2 separate regions of the Homo sapiens genome follow, and region 1 is linked to region 2. Evidence: chromatin contacts called from ENCODE Hi-C or POLR2A ChIA-PET data. All regions are on one chromosome and are shown on one strand. Each heading gives the region's core, a stretch centred on a gene start or an enhancer-like site at or near the end of the contact. The rest is flanking DNA. Distances are from core to core; before and after follow the strand shown.

Evidence for each region. Hi-C counts contacts between places; a loop is a spot of excess contacts on that map. ChIA-PET counts read pairs that join two places held with the same protein, here RNA polymerase II (POLR2A). Pooled maps may share reads with other maps.
Region 1: a map of right cardiac atrium shows a loop between it and region 2 (3-fold over the local background). The contact joins two enhancer-like sites. A Hi-C loop is called at or near these places in 9 of 168 maps with a recorded cell type or tissue (Panc1, astrocyte of the cerebellum, esophagus squamous epithelium and 6 more) and 3 of 50 pooled maps. POLR2A ChIA-PET finds 5 or more read pairs at or near these places in 5 of 52 experiments (AG04449, AG04450, HEK293 and 2 more).

What each region holds. Positions count from the first base shown.
Region 1 is chr1:10,606,311-10,613,677 of GRCh38, reverse strand. The region is part of intron 4 of PEX14 (peroxisomal biogenesis factor 14); the gene reads right to left. Among named protein-coding and RNA genes, the nearest start is that of PEX14, 140 kb to the right of the region's middle. Within about 2 kb of position 2,322, at least 3 of the 41 ENCODE cell types and tissues checked have a DNase peak (open chromatin) inside an H3K27ac peak, as active enhancers do.
Region 2 is chr1:10,536,166-10,543,857 of GRCh38, reverse strand. PEX14 (peroxisomal biogenesis factor 14) reads right to left here. Exons shown (of 9, transcript NM_004565.3): 3 at 7,561-7,645. Among named protein-coding and RNA genes, the nearest start is that of PEX14, 65 kb to the right of the region's middle. RefSeq lists an enhancer at 2,367-2,910. Within about 2 kb of position 3,055, at least 7 of the 41 ENCODE cell types and tissues checked have a DNase peak (open chromatin) inside an H3K27ac peak, as active enhancers do.

The DNA.
Region 1 (7,367 bases), core at 1,073-3,572, 71 kb before region 2:
TCTTCACTCTCACTCAGAGCCCAGCTGTCTAAGGACCGGCGCCCTAGCTGCGTGGCAGGGGTTCCTCACCAGTACCAAAGCCCTGGCATCTCTGTGAAGGCTGAAGAGACGGGCATCTGTGGTGGCAATCCTCATCCTGCACACCTGGGCCTTCCTGGACTGCCTCTACGCTGTGGCGCTGTGGGCTGCAATGAGGTCAGGGGATAAACTGCTATAGAGCAAAGGGCATGGAGCTCTTCAAAACCCAACCTTCCAAGGACTCCACGAACTAGCTTAAGCTCTGCCCGGCTCCATGGAGGTCAGCCTGCGCAAAGGCTCCAGTTTGGGTAAAACCATGGTAGAGCGGGGGCAGGAGAGGTGCATCCCCACAGCTCCTAACTATTCACTGAACACCAACAAAACCAACATGACTCTGTTTCTTTATACCTCCACCAACCAAATTCTCACCTAACAGGTGAGAACAAACATCATCAACTAAGAACACATGCACAGGACTAGGACTTGTGCATACAACACGGCAATGTTGAGCCTGAAACCTTGCTGAGCAAGTCACAGACCGATCCACACCATGGAAATCCTGCAATCCAGTAAAGGTTCATCGGCAACACAGAGCTGAGAGCTGTCACGGAACCATCCTGCCGAGACAACAGGCACTCCAGTGATGTGCTGGCTGACAAGAGGGAGAGAACTCTCACGTCCTTGGGGAGGCTGGCAGCCCAAGCATGGGCAAGGCAGTGGTAGAAACGGGGCCAGCCCATTGAGGTCGCCTCCAGGCTCATCAGGGTTGGAGCCATGTCTCTATACAGCAGTGTCTCTAGCTTCTCACATCAGCCCATCAGCTTCGCTCAGAAGCCACCCTGAAAATTAAATGACAAGACAGGCTCACTCCCAGTAAGGTCCTGGAATAAAGCCAGCCCACCAAATCAGTGCTTGCTACAGCACAGAGGTGGAGAGCACAAGTGCAGAGAGACGGGGACCTGGCTGGGCTGAGAAGGGCTGGCTATAGCTTGGGGGCGGGGTGGGCCCTGAAGCACATGGCTGTGGATGGCTGGCAGTGGGCAGAAAGACAGGCCCAGAGAGCAGCAACAGAAACAGATCGTCTCTGCTCTGAACAGAAGGACTTGGCAGCCTGGATGGCAAAAGGCACCACAGTAGCCCAACAGTAGTCCTGTTGGAAAATGCAAAGCCTGTATTTACACGTACATCCCATGAAAGACAATCTTTTCCACTTTTCATGGGCTACAATGCCATTAGCAGTGTCATCTTTAGGCAGGAAGGACACCGAGAGGCATATCTATATCCCCTGTCCATAGATTAAAAAATATGAGCTCTAATTAAGCTGTTAAGAATTCAGAAGAGTCCAGAAATAGACCCATGCTTACATGGTCAACTGATTTTTGATAGAGGCCAAGGTAGCTCTATGGGGAAAGGATAATTTTTGCAACAGCCATGCTGAACAACTGGATATCCATAGGAAAAAAAAATGAACCTTGACTCTCACCTTATACCATACACAAAAATTAACTCAAAATGGGTCACACCTAAACAAGAAAGCAAAAACTATAAAACTTCTATAAGAAATCAGAAAACATAGAAGAAAATCTTTGCAACCTTGGGGTAAACAAAAACATCTTAAGATATAAGAAGCATGAACCAAAAAGGAAAAAACTGATCAAATGGACACCATCAAAATTTAAAGCTTTTGCTTTTCAAAAGGCACTGTCAAGAAAATGAAGAGACAAGCCATAGGCTGGGAGAAAATATCTGCCAAGCATATATCTGACAAAGCACTTGTAACTAGAATACATAAAGAGCTCTGACAATTCAATAATAATAAAAAGACAAAGTGGCTTTTAAAATGGGCATAAGATTGGAAGAGACTCTGTACAAAAGATATACGAATGGCCAATAAGTACATGAAAATATGCTTGATGTCATTAGCCATTAGGGAAATCCAAATTAAAAGTACTATACAATAAGGTTCCATTACATACACATTAGAATGGCTAAACTCAAAAATGAGACTATCGGGTGTTGACAAAGATATGGAGCAACTGAAACTCTTACATATTGCTGATGGGAACACAAACGCTACAACCATTTTGGGAAATAGTTTGACAGTTTCTTTTAAAGTTAAACATGGACCTAACATGTGACTAAGCCATTCCACTCCTAGGAAATGAAAGTATAAGTGCACATAAAGATTTATACATGAATGTTCACAGCAGCTTTACTCATAATAGCCCCAAACTGGGAGCAAGCCAGATGACTACCAACTGGTCAACAGATAAAGAAATTGCGGTACATGGAGCAACAGAAGTTGGCACTATAGCCAGTTGGCCAATCCTACTTTAGCCTATTTTTATGTAGCCATGAGCTAAGAATGGCTATTAATTTTTTTTTTATTTCGGTGGGGGGACAGAGTCTTGCTCTGTCACCCAGGCTGGAGTGCAGTGGCGCAATCTCAGCTCACTGCAACCTGTACCTCCTGGGTTCAAGTGATTCTCCTGCCTCAGCCTCCCAAGTAGCTGGAACTACAGGCATGCCACCAGGCTCAGCTAATTTTTATATTTTTAGTACAGACAGGGTTTCACCATGCTGGCCAGGCATGGTGACCTCAAACTCCTGACCTCAAACTCCTGACCTCAAGTGATCCACCCAACTCACATCCCAAAGTGCTGGGATTACAGGCGTGAGCAACCGCACCCAGCCTGGTTATTAAATTTTTAAAGAATTGTGGTCATGGGAAAGGGAGAAGAAGAACAGGAAGAGGAAGAAGGAGGAGAAAGAAGAGAGGATGAAGGGAGAAGAGAAAAAGGTGAGAAGGAAAACATGTGACAGAGATATGTGGCTCACAAAGTCTAAAATATACCCATTTAAAGAAAAAGTCCAGGCAGTGGCTCATGCCTGTAATCCCAGCACTTTGGGAGGCCAAGGCGGACGGATCACCTGAGGTCAGGAGTTCAGGAGTTCGAGACCAGCCTGACCAACATGGAGAAACCTCGTCTCTACTGAAAATACAAAATTATCCAGGCGTGGTAGCGCATGCCTATAATCCCAGCTACTCGGGAGGCTGAGGCAGGAGAATCACTTGAACCCACCCGGGAGGCAGAGGTTACAGTGAGCCAAGATCACGCCATTGCACTCCAGCCTGGGCAACAAGAGTGAAACTCCATCTCAAAAAAAAAAGAAAAACGAAAAAGAAAGCCCACTGATCTCTGGAATACAACTCAGTAATGAAAAAGAATGATATCTCTCTCTCTCTGTGTATATATATATGTGTGTGTGTGTGTGTGTGTGTGTGTATATATATATATATATGTAAAGTTATATATATTTGTGTATAATATATATAAATATATAATAAATATACTCTGGGCAACAGAGTGAGATGGTGTCTCCAAAAAACTAACACTATAAAACTTCCTAGAAGACAATATAGGAGAAAGTCTCTTCAACCTTGGGGTAGACAAAGGCTTCTTAGGATGCAAAAACCATGAATCACAATCATGATATAGACATAAACAGTTCATTCCTTTTATATGTATTTTCCAAATATATATTACATATATTTACATATAATATAGAAATGCATATATAAATTATATATGAATAAAATTATATGTATTTATATAAATATGTATTTATATATCAATACATATATATGTATATAAAAACATGAATCAATCTCAAAACCATTATGTTACGGTAAAGAAACCAGACACAGAAGTCTACATACTATATGGTTCCATTTATACAAAATGTTTTATTTTTATTTATTTATTTATTTTTTGAGATGGAGCTTCGTTCGGTCACCCAGGCTGGAGTACAATGGTGCAATCTCAACTCACTGCAACCTCCGCCTCCCGGGTTCATGGGATTCTCCTGCCTCATCCTCTCGAGTAGCTGGGATTACAGGCGCCCGCCACCACGGCCAGCTAATTTTTGTACGTTTAGTAGAGACAGGGTTTCACCATGTTGGCCAGGCTGGTCTCGAACTCCTGACCTCAGGTGATCCGCCCTCCTCAGCCTCCCAAAGTGCTGGAATTACAGGCATGAGCCACTGCACCTGTTCTATAAGAAATGTTTGAAAAGGCACAAGGAACTACAGTGACAGAGCAGAGATTGGTGGTTAACAGAAACCAGAGGCAGGGGAAAAGGACGACATAAAGGGCACAAAGCAACTTTCTGGGGTGATAGAAATTTTCTATATTGTGATTGTAGTGTTGGTTACAGGAGTTAAATGAGTTACAACTTGTTTGTACAACTCATTGAATTGTATACTTAAAATTGATGTATCTTATTGTATGTAAATTATACTTACAAAAAGCTAATTAGAAAGAAAAGAATTAAGAAGGATCCAGAAACATAAAACTACCACATCCAGCAATTCCACTCCTAGATATCTACCCAAGAGGAATGAAAACGTATGTCCACACAGAACTTGCACAGAAATGTTCTTTGCAGCATTATTCATCTTCACCAAAATTGGAGACAATCTAAATGTCCATCGACTGCTGAACTGATGGACAAAATGAGGTACAACCAGACAACAGAATACTATTCCATGATAAAATGGAATGAATTACTGATACATGCTACAATATGGATGAACCTCAAAAACATCAGGTTAAGTGAAAGAGGCCAGGTACAAGAGATCACATATTCTGATTCCATTTACCTGAAATGTCCAGAAAAGGGGACATTTATAGTGATGAAAAGGAGATTAGTGGTTGCCTGGGGCTAGAGGTGGGAAGAGGGATTAACAGTAAATGGGCCCAAAGGATCTTGCAGGGGAGGTGAAGTACTCTAAAGCTGATTTATGGTGACAGCTGCATCACTCGGTAAAGTTACTAAAAATCATTGAATTGTATAGTTGAAATGGATGAGTTGTATGACATATAAAGTATACTTCGATAGCTTTGTTTTTTTTTTTATTTTTTTTTAAAAGAGGAATCTAGAAACAGACCCATTCATATATAGTCAGTTGATTTTTTTTTTTTCTTTTTTTTTTTGAGACGGAGTCTCGCTGTTGTCACCCAGGCTGGAATGCAGTGGCACAATCTCAGCTCACTGCAACCTCCACCTCCCAGGTTCAAGCCATTCTCCTGCCTCAGCCTCCTGAGTAGCTGGGATTACAGGCACCTGCCACCACACCCAGCTAATTTTTGTACTTTTAGTAGAGACCGGGTTTCACCATGTTGGCCAGGCTGGTCTCGAACTCCTGAGCTCAGGCAATCCGCCCACCTTGGCCTCCCAAAGTGCTGGGATTACAGATGTGAGCCACCAAGCCTGGCTGTGAGTTGATTTTTTATAGACATGTAACTCAATGCGGATAAGATAATCTTTTGAACATAAGGTATAGGCACAACTGGATATCCTTATGGGGAGAAACGAACCTTGACCTTCACCTCACACCATTCACGAAAATTAACTAAGAATAGATCACAGACCTAAACATAAAAACTAACGCTATAAACTGGGTGCAGTGGCTCATGCCTGGGCAACATGGTGAAAACCCATCTCTCCACAAAATACAATAATTAGCCAGGTGTGGTGGCACACACCTGTAGTCCCCACTACTTGGGAGGCTGAAGCAGGAGGATCACTTGAGCCCGTGAGGTAGAGGTTGCAGTGAGCCAACATCAGGCCATTGCATTCCAGCCTGGGTGACAGAGTGAGACAGTGTCTCCTAGAAGACAATATAGGAGAAAGTCTCTTCAACCTTGGAATAGACAAAGTCTTCTTTAGGATGCAAAACCATGAATCATAAAAGGAAAAAAAGATAAATATATGTCATCAAAATTAAAATTGTGTGCTCTTCAAAAGGTAATGTTAGGAAAATAAAAAGGCAAGCCACCAACTGGGAGGAAATACTCATAATACATGTATCTGACCAACAACTTGAATCCAGAATACATTAAAAACCTCATTCAACTCAGTAAGAAGACTGTTAATAATGGGCAAAATACTGAAACACACTCTTCACAAGAAAGATATGCAAGTGGACAATAAACACACAAAGAGAGGTTCAACCTAATCAGTCATCAAAGAAATATAAACCCAAACCACCATGAGATACCAGCATATACACACTAAAACTGCTAAAATTAAAAAGACTGAGAAGACCAACTGTTGGGGATATGTAGCAACTAGAACTCTCAAACATTGCTGGTGGGAAGGTAAAATGATGCAACCACTCCAGAAAACAGTTTAGCAGCTTCTTATAAAGTTAAACATACACTTAACATATAAACCAACAATTCTACTTCTAGGCGCTCACCCAAGAGAAATAAAAACATACAAAGACTTGTATACGAATGTTCACAAAAGTTTTATTCGTAATAGCTCAAAGCTGGAAACAACCCAAAGTCCATCAACTGGTGAATGGATAAACAAACTGTGGTGCATCCCTACAATGGAATACCACCCACCCAATGGTAAAAAGGAAAAGGCTTCGGATGCGCACAGCAATTTGGGTGAATCTCGGCAACACTACGCTGAGCGGAAAGAAAAAAAATAGAAACAAGAGAGTACAATACTGTATGATTCTATTTATATTAAAAAAAGAAAAAAAACTCTAGGAAAGAAATCTAATAGGTAGTAATAGAAAGCAGATCAGTGGTTGCCCTCAAGCCAGGATCAAGGAGGGTGGATTGACTGGAAATGGGACCCAAGGGAACCTTTCAGGGTATTGGAAATGTTCTGTCATGTAGTGATGGTTATATGGAAATGTACACTTATCAAAACTCAAATTGTACAATTAAAATGGGTGTATTTTATTTTACGTAAATTACATCTCAATAAGACTTTTAAAAAATAAAAAATCCATTCAGAATTTTTTTTAAAAAAGAGCTACAGGAAGTCAGGAGTGCTTGGGAACACTACCCAGTGGTGTAGGCTCTAAGTTTTCTCTCTGCACAGCTTGCAGCTGGGACCAAGAGAAGAAGCCAGACCTGAGAATTCTAATGCAACTTTAAAAAACATACCCTGTAATATTTGACACATACAAAAGAATATAACATTTATTTAAGTTATAAGAACAGGAATACAATGAGCAATTCTAAACCTGCCTAATTTACTAGCTAGAACTTTCCAAATACCACTGAAGCTAGCCATGTGTTCCTCCCCAGCCCAGAGGCAACCATTATCCTAAACCCAGTATTTATCAGAACTCAAACCTCCTATGGGATATGGAAAGCTGAGGACATGTGCTGACGAGATCAGGACTACATCTCAGCCTCACTCGCAGGCAAGGATAGCCATGCAAGATCCAGCCAATGGGGAGAAAGTGGAAGGGACATGGGCAATTTCCAAGAGGTGTCCTTAGAAGGCAGCCTGCCCTTTTCCCGCTTTCTCCCCGCTCT
Region 2 (7,692 bases), core at 1,806-4,305:
GAAGGCAAGGCAGAAGGATGACTTGAGGCCGAGAGTTTGAGACCAGCCTGGGAAACACAGTGAGACCCTGTCTCTACAAAAAAACTCACCAGGTGTGGTGGCACGTGCCTGTAGTCCCAGCTACTCGGGAGGCTAAGGCAGAAGGATCGCTTGAGCCCAGAAGTTCAAGGCTTCAGTGAGCTATGATCATGCCATTACATTCCAGCCTAGGCAATACTGTTATATAATATTGGGTCCTAACCCCAGCTCCTCCCTCACTTCCTATCTCACCAGCCTCAATTCTCTTCCCTTCTTTTTCCTCACACGCCAATCCAGCGACTGGCACATGCGTCTCTGCCTGAGCCTCCCCTCACTAACGAAGGCCTTCCTGCTCTTTTCTCTCTGTGCCCACTGCCTCCCTCAATGGCTAGGTCAAAACTGAGCAGGCCGGGAGTGGTGGCTCATGCCTGTAATACCAGCACTTTGAGAGGCCGAGACAGGTGAATCATGAGATCAGGAGTTCAAGACCAGCCTGGCCAAGATGGTAAAACCCCATCTCTACCAAAAACTACAAAAATTAGCTGGGTGCGGTGGCAGGCCCCTGTAATCCCAGTTACTCGGGAGGCTGAGGCAGATGAATCGCTTGAACTTGGGAAGCAGAAGCTGCAGTGAGTCGAGATTGTGCCATTGCACTCCACCCTGGGCGACAGAGCGAGACTCCGTCTCAAAACAAAAAAAGAAAGCAAGAATTTTTCACATAACCAGAATGTCCATCCCTTCAAAATCCAAATCTGTGCTAAGTGTTAACCGCAATTTGTTACTCTTTTTCCTCTTATTAACTTCCTTCTACCTATAGTCCATGTTTACCTTAAAAAAGTTTTATCTTCTTTACTATGAAACATAATCCCATGAAATTTAAGCAAGAAAAATATCCCCTATCCTGCTTACCATATGCAAAAATGCTCTGACTTCAGCATGGTGCCAAACCAACACGCGTTCAACAATGTATACGACAAGAATATTCATTGGGCCATTGCTTGAGACAGCAGAAGATAGGAATCAACCTAAATGCTCACAAATTTGGGGCTAATTTTTTGTTTGTTTTTGTTTCTATTTTTGAGATGGAGTCTTGCTCTGTCACCCAGGCTGGAGTGCGGTGACACGATCTCGGCTCACTGCAACCTTTGTCTCCCGGGTTAAAGCGATTCTCCTGCCTCAGCCTCGCGAGTAGCTGGGACTACAGGCGCATACCACCACGCCGAGCTAATTTTTTGTATTTTTAGTAGAGACGGGGTTTCACCGTGTTAGCTAGGATGGTCTCAATTTTCTGACCTCGTGATCCTCCCGCCTCTGCCTCCCGAAGTGCTGGGATTATAGGCGTGAGCCACCGCGCCCAGCCGGGACTAGTTTTTAAAAGGATAACACATGCATATAATGGAATATTATGCAGCCACTGAAAAGAATGAAGCAAGTCAGTATGTATCGATGTGGAATGACTGCCGAGATATAACACCAAGTATACGAGTAAAGTGTAAAATATGCTACCACTGTATTTAGAAAGCATTCGTGTTTCTGTGGGGGAGTAATACATATTAACATGCTTTCATGTGGATAGATTATCTCTGGAATGATACATAAGAAACTGTAGCATCCTCTGCAAAAGAGAACGGGTGGGGAACAGGAATGAGAGAATGAGAAGAGAAGACTTATTTTTTACTGTATACCCTTCTCTACTGTTTGAATTTTTAAGACCATGTATATGCCTTACCTTTTCAAAAAGTAAAAAAAATTTTTTTTTACTAATACATGCCAATGTCATTTTGTCACTTTCCTTTTCATTGCAGTATTGTTACAGGCACGCAAGTTTAAGAAAAGAATCAGTCTTCAGTTGCAGGGAAAACATAAAAGTAACTGGGTAAATCTGAAAGTGTTCCCTCCCCGCAAACTCCTCTGCACTATTTCCCCATCGCAGGGTGAAGTGGAGGAAACCCCTCAGCTCAGCCTTCTTGGGGCAGCAAGTGCTATCAGCTCCCGCTCTGAATGGGGAAGCCAGGGCATCTCTGTTTCTACAACATTCGGCTGGCCTAGCTGCCGTAGGTCTCGTCCTGGATGCCGAGAAAAATCTGTGGAGTTCAAGGCAAGTTTGGATAACAGGGGGAGCGGGAAAATTGATGCGGGGGACCAGTCGGTGTGATGAATAGGCTGGGCCAGAACAGCAGGTGACGAATATGCAGGTGCAAGACTGGCAGGGAAGGAAGACGGTCCGTTCACAACAGATGGATGGAGATGCTCAATCATCCTCAGGAACAAGCGCGGCTGCCACACAGCCCTGCCTGCTCCGCACGAGCAGCTCCTCGCTCACCTGCAGGGCACGGCCCCGCCCCCAGAGGCTCTGCACTGGACCCACACTAGGGCAGGGCTACGGGAGAAAGAGCAGGAAGTGGGTGCGGAAGATGCCACGCTGCTGCAGGCGGGCCTCTCCGGGACTCACTGCCAGTGGACTCTTCTCATTTTGCCTTCTTCCTCCAGGTTCCAAAACCAAACCCGTTTTGTCTCCCCTGGTAGCTCTCACTCCTGAGAAAGGCTTTTACCGCTAAGGTGACCTGTTTGTCTAGGACCACGGGGCTGTCCACAACATGGGAACTTCAGGGTTGAACCCAGGGCAATTCTGGGCAAACCAGAACCCTTGGTTGTCACCCTACATTTTGCCCACTGTCCTCTCTTATTTCTCTTCCTCTTCAGTCAGTGAGAGAACCCAGATCGGCCTATTTGGTTCACACTTATGACTGAGTCGAATCCGTGTCGGGCATTTGTTTCCTCTGGTCGTCTATAACGAACAGAAAGGTAAGAATCAATAAGACATTCAACTCCTGTCTTTTCTCAGAATGGGGACCTCTTTAAAAAATGTCCAGGATATACTGGCTTCAATGACTCCAACAAACAGAGGAATGAATCTAAATCTTGATGCCACAATCCATGTCTCGTTAACAAAAAATCAGAAGGGCCAGACAGCCCCTCACAGAGCCAATTGTATTCCTTCCAGCTCAGCCGCAGGAGTTTCTGAGGATGAGGAAATGGGCCACACGCAAGCAAGGGGTGGGAGCTGGCAAGATTTCCGTGCCCTCCCCCCAAGCTATCTGCTGGACCCAAGCTCTAGGAAGAAAAGCTTTGTGAAAAGACTTCTGGCTTCACTAAGACACATTAAAGAATTAATTATAAAGTAAAGCTGAAGGAGAAAATTAATTTTAGAAACACAAGAGGTTACAATTTTTTTTTTCCTGGAGATGGGGGAGGAAACACAGTTATTTTCGTTTTCATCCTGGGGGCACAAGCTGGGAGCTGTCCAGTCGATAACCTGGCCATCAGAACAAGGTTTGTAATTAAAAGGTCAGTGACCTGGAAAGCCAGGGCCCCACTCCCAGAGCTTCTCAGTAATGACGGAGCTATTAAATTAAGACTGTTATGAAATCAATGCTAAAAAAGCTTTCATGGTAACGAGATTCCATTCAAGGACATGCAAACTACCTCATGAAATAGACGTAAATGATAAAAAAAAGAAAAGTAATAAAAGAGAGTTAAATTGAAATCTGTGTAAGAATTTACTCCCCCTTGAAATATTCTACAGAGAAGCCCTTTACCTCTAGCCCACTACCAAGGTTGGGACCGCCAGGTTTCTTCAAGTTCATTTCCAGCAAGGAGGCGGTTTTGCTACCGGGGTTTCTACTTCCAGGAACAGTAGAAGGATAAGATCTAGTTTCACCTTTTGGAATGAGAAAGTATGGTGGTGTGTTTTATTTGTTTCATTTGCCTACCCCAACCAGGACCATTTCTTGGATGAGGCAGGAAAAAGCCCTTTACTTAGACACTTGAGAAGGACACAGTAAGTGTGAGCCAACAGCACCCAGGCCCCACTATGCAGGGTTATACAGAAAAATAGATGATGTTTGTCTTTCCTAGAAGCTTGCTTTGCAACAGATATGTTAGAGTAAGTTAACAGACAACTCTATCCCCCTCCCCCACCTCACCCCCCTCACAAGCAAGCATCACTATTACCCACCTCATCCTCAGCCTGCCAAACATCTTTGGAAGCAGACTGCCTCCTACATTTTGTGGCTGGATAGGGTGTCAAATCAACACAAGCCTATTGACGACAATTTCCAAGCCTCTAACTTTCTGGACTGATTCTATTGCTGTTTTTACGTTACTCTAACCTCCTGGATTGCAGCCTGCTTAAAGCCCCAGATATGATGCCTGCCTGGCAAGAACTGCTTCTATATATAGACTGGTTCTATGAGGGCTTAAACCCCACACACAGTCCAATTATCTTGATGTGTGGCTGACTCCGCAGTTGATGTGTCATCTGCAGAATCAAGTGGTTGGAAGGAAAACAAAAACATTTATTCTAATACTCTGAAGGTGAGCAGCTGCTTTTTTCTTTCATCCAAAATATTCCCGATAAAAGGAAGAAATGTTGTAAATTACACAAAATGGCAGTACAAACTTCAAAGAAAATGATAAATGATTCTAATAACTTCACGTTTCTCATTAATGGCTCCATGTTCAGATTTTAAAGCATCCGAAAGAGATCTCAAAACAAAAAACAAAAAAAAAGTAACAGGAAAGACCTTTGCAAACCAATGCTCTTCCATCCCTATACCACTCATTCCCTACTCACCCTCACCCAGCACCCCCACCAGAAGTCACAGAGCACAACACTTAACCAGTCGGTAACACGGACAGGATGCAGCCCCTGCTCCCAGCTGCGGTTTCACAATGAAACAAACTCAGCTGATGCGCCTCATTTTCCACTGAACTGACATGCACTACAGGGACCTCAATTTCTATATTAAATATTAAATAATATTAAAAGAAAAACAAAATTGGATTTGCCTTTTCAGGAAAGAGATGTTTATTAAAAAAAAGAAAGTCAAGATTATAATTCAAGTCAGTGCTCCACTGCAATTCCCTGAAGTGACATTGCTAGGAAAAGCCAAGACTCCAGGAGCTGAGAGCCCTCCCAGAGCCCATGCTCCAAGCCCAGCACTGCAAGGCTTCTGCAGGGAGTCCAAGAGCACGGGTGCCAGAACCCAGGCCCCTCCTGGTCCAGACGGCCAGCGAGCCAATTTGCTTTCCTGCCACAACTACTGTTAGGGACCCAGTAGATGTTCACCCTCATCCCCATCGGAGACGGTGCCAGGCCGTGCTGAGCACGGAAACCTGACCCTGGAACAGCCCGAAATTTGAAAAGTGAAGCTTAAATCTGCGAAGGGGCTTTTCTTCCCCAGACACCGATCAAACCTTGGAATTCTCTGCCCAGAAAAGGTCCTGCCAGAACCTACTCCATTGGGATTCAACTCGGAAATGGATAATTACTGACTGAAGCAGCATTTTAGAGGATAATGGAGATGGGTGATTAACCTCAGAGATTCCAGGTTTAAGTACGGGATAAACTCACATGGTTCTCTTTAGAGGACGAAGGGCAGGATAGCATCTCAAGGTGCCAGATGCCTAAAATTCTAAAAACTCTAACCCAAATTAGGGGTCAAGAAGGAATTATGTCCACTGTACCAATAAACAGTCACCTTCCAGTCTTTGCTCATGTGCCACCCTCTTAGAGACACTCTGACATTCATGTTGTTTAAGATCACAGTCCAGCCCACACCAACTCTGGCATTCCTCACCCCGGCTCCCTGCTTCATTCATCAGTATCCATGGCGCTCGGCATCTGACATCCGACCTATTTCATTTTCCCATTTGTTAATCGTCTGCCTTCCCTCCACTAGAATTTAAGCTCTGCGAGGGCAGGGATTTTGTCTGTTCGGTTCTCTGCTAAATTCCTGATGGGAGTCCAGGGACAGGGCATAGGGTGCACAATGACTCTTGGATGAATTGATCAGTTGGATTTTTTTTGCTAAAGGAGCAACGAATCATAATTGCACAAAAAGTTTTCTCTCTACAGTAATTATTAGCCAAGTAACTCAAAAGAAGTATTATTTGGTCCAGAGTTTCTCTCTCTCTTTTTTTTTTCACTCCCTCTCCCAGTCAGGGATTTATTAAAATTAAACAGATTAGATGGAGCTCCTGATACTAAAACTGCTCAGCAAAGCCTGCGGTGGGGAAGTGCCGAGCAAACACCAGAGACATTTGTCTCTAAATTGCTCTAAATACCTTCTGCAAATGAAATTCTAACCCAGCTGCGTTTGAGAGAAAATGAGGACTAACTGGTCATTGTCGGTGGAAGAGAAGATCAGGCAGTTATAATATTGCACAATATACTGGAGCTAAGGATCTCTCGGCAACCATAGATTTTGTCTCAGGTTACCCCGGGTAATCAGCTCAGCTTTTAGGCTCAGCTTTCCCCAGCTTCAATGCTTTGATGAGAGAGCTGAAATCCCTAAGCTTTTATGATTAATTACTCCCCATAGGTACACATATTTCAAGGAAAAACTCTTTTATGGCATGATGCTTGCGGAGTGGCGAGGCCAGCCAACACACTCCAAATTTTAATAATCTCCTAATGATGGCGGGGGGGGGGGGTGCTGGCACAATGCAGCCAGTGAGCAGCCGTGCAGTGCTCCTTACCAACTCTGTCGCAGGGACCCAGCCTTGGGGCTGCCGCGAAGCAGCTGCCTGTGGTGAAATGTTTGGGCTTCTTCTGCCCAAACCCTGTTAGTGCAGCCCCGGGACATGATCGCATGAAGGGACCAATGGTTCATGCTGCATCCCTTCAGCGGGACATCACAGAGCAGACCTAGGAAATATCACCCACCTATTCCAGCCAAAAATGACTGAAAGCTCAAAACTCAGAATTTCAAGGCTGGCATTCCAGCTCCTTAAGGAAAAAGAGTTTTGCTTTGGGAGGAAGAAAGCTTACTTTTGCCCATCATGGTATATAAGGATGTGTAAATGACTTCCTAGATTTCTAGAAAATTACATGTATAAAAAATTGAAAAGTCAGGTTTCTTTGTAGTTTTCATTTTACAAAAAAAGAAAAATACCCTGAAGTCCAACAGAACCAGAATAGATTGTCTCTTCAGACAATATTGAATTTGTCAGGGTCCACTTTATCCCTGTTTACAGAAATACCATAAAACCACTAATTTACCGCTTCAATCTGTAAATCGGACTGACCCCAAGCTTGAGTTTAACCTGACCTTGTTAGTCATCTCGTTTCCCTCGCCCTTCATTTCTTTCTCCCTCATTCTCTATTGAAGCAGCTGAACTCCTAACCTAAGCTAGTCATCCTGCAGCCAGGGTCACTGACACAGAGCAGACCAAAAACCAGAAGTCCTCCACAGTCTCATCCAATGGGCCGACTCTGCTACTGAATGCTGCCTTTGCCATGATGGACTGGACTAAGTCATCCGTGCTTAATTACCCGAATCGTGTCATCTTGCCGCTCCATTGTCAGGAAAGAAACCTGCATGCCCCACTGGGGGGTTCGCCTCAGCCCCACTGCCCCATGAGTGGGCAGCTCTAGGAAGTCCTGGCAGCTCAGCACCTGCCTTGCACCGTGGCTTCCATCTGCCCCAGCCCCAGTCCCCCTGTAGGCCGTGCTGCACAGCCCTGTGGAACCTGTACCTTTCTTCTTTAGGAATGCTCTCCTGGTTGCAAGTGGGCTCTGGCGGACCCGGGAATTCTGTAGAAACTTCACTGCCGTGGCAATCTGGTGAGAGAGAGAAAATAGAGGAGTAAACTTCACTTCAATAGTCT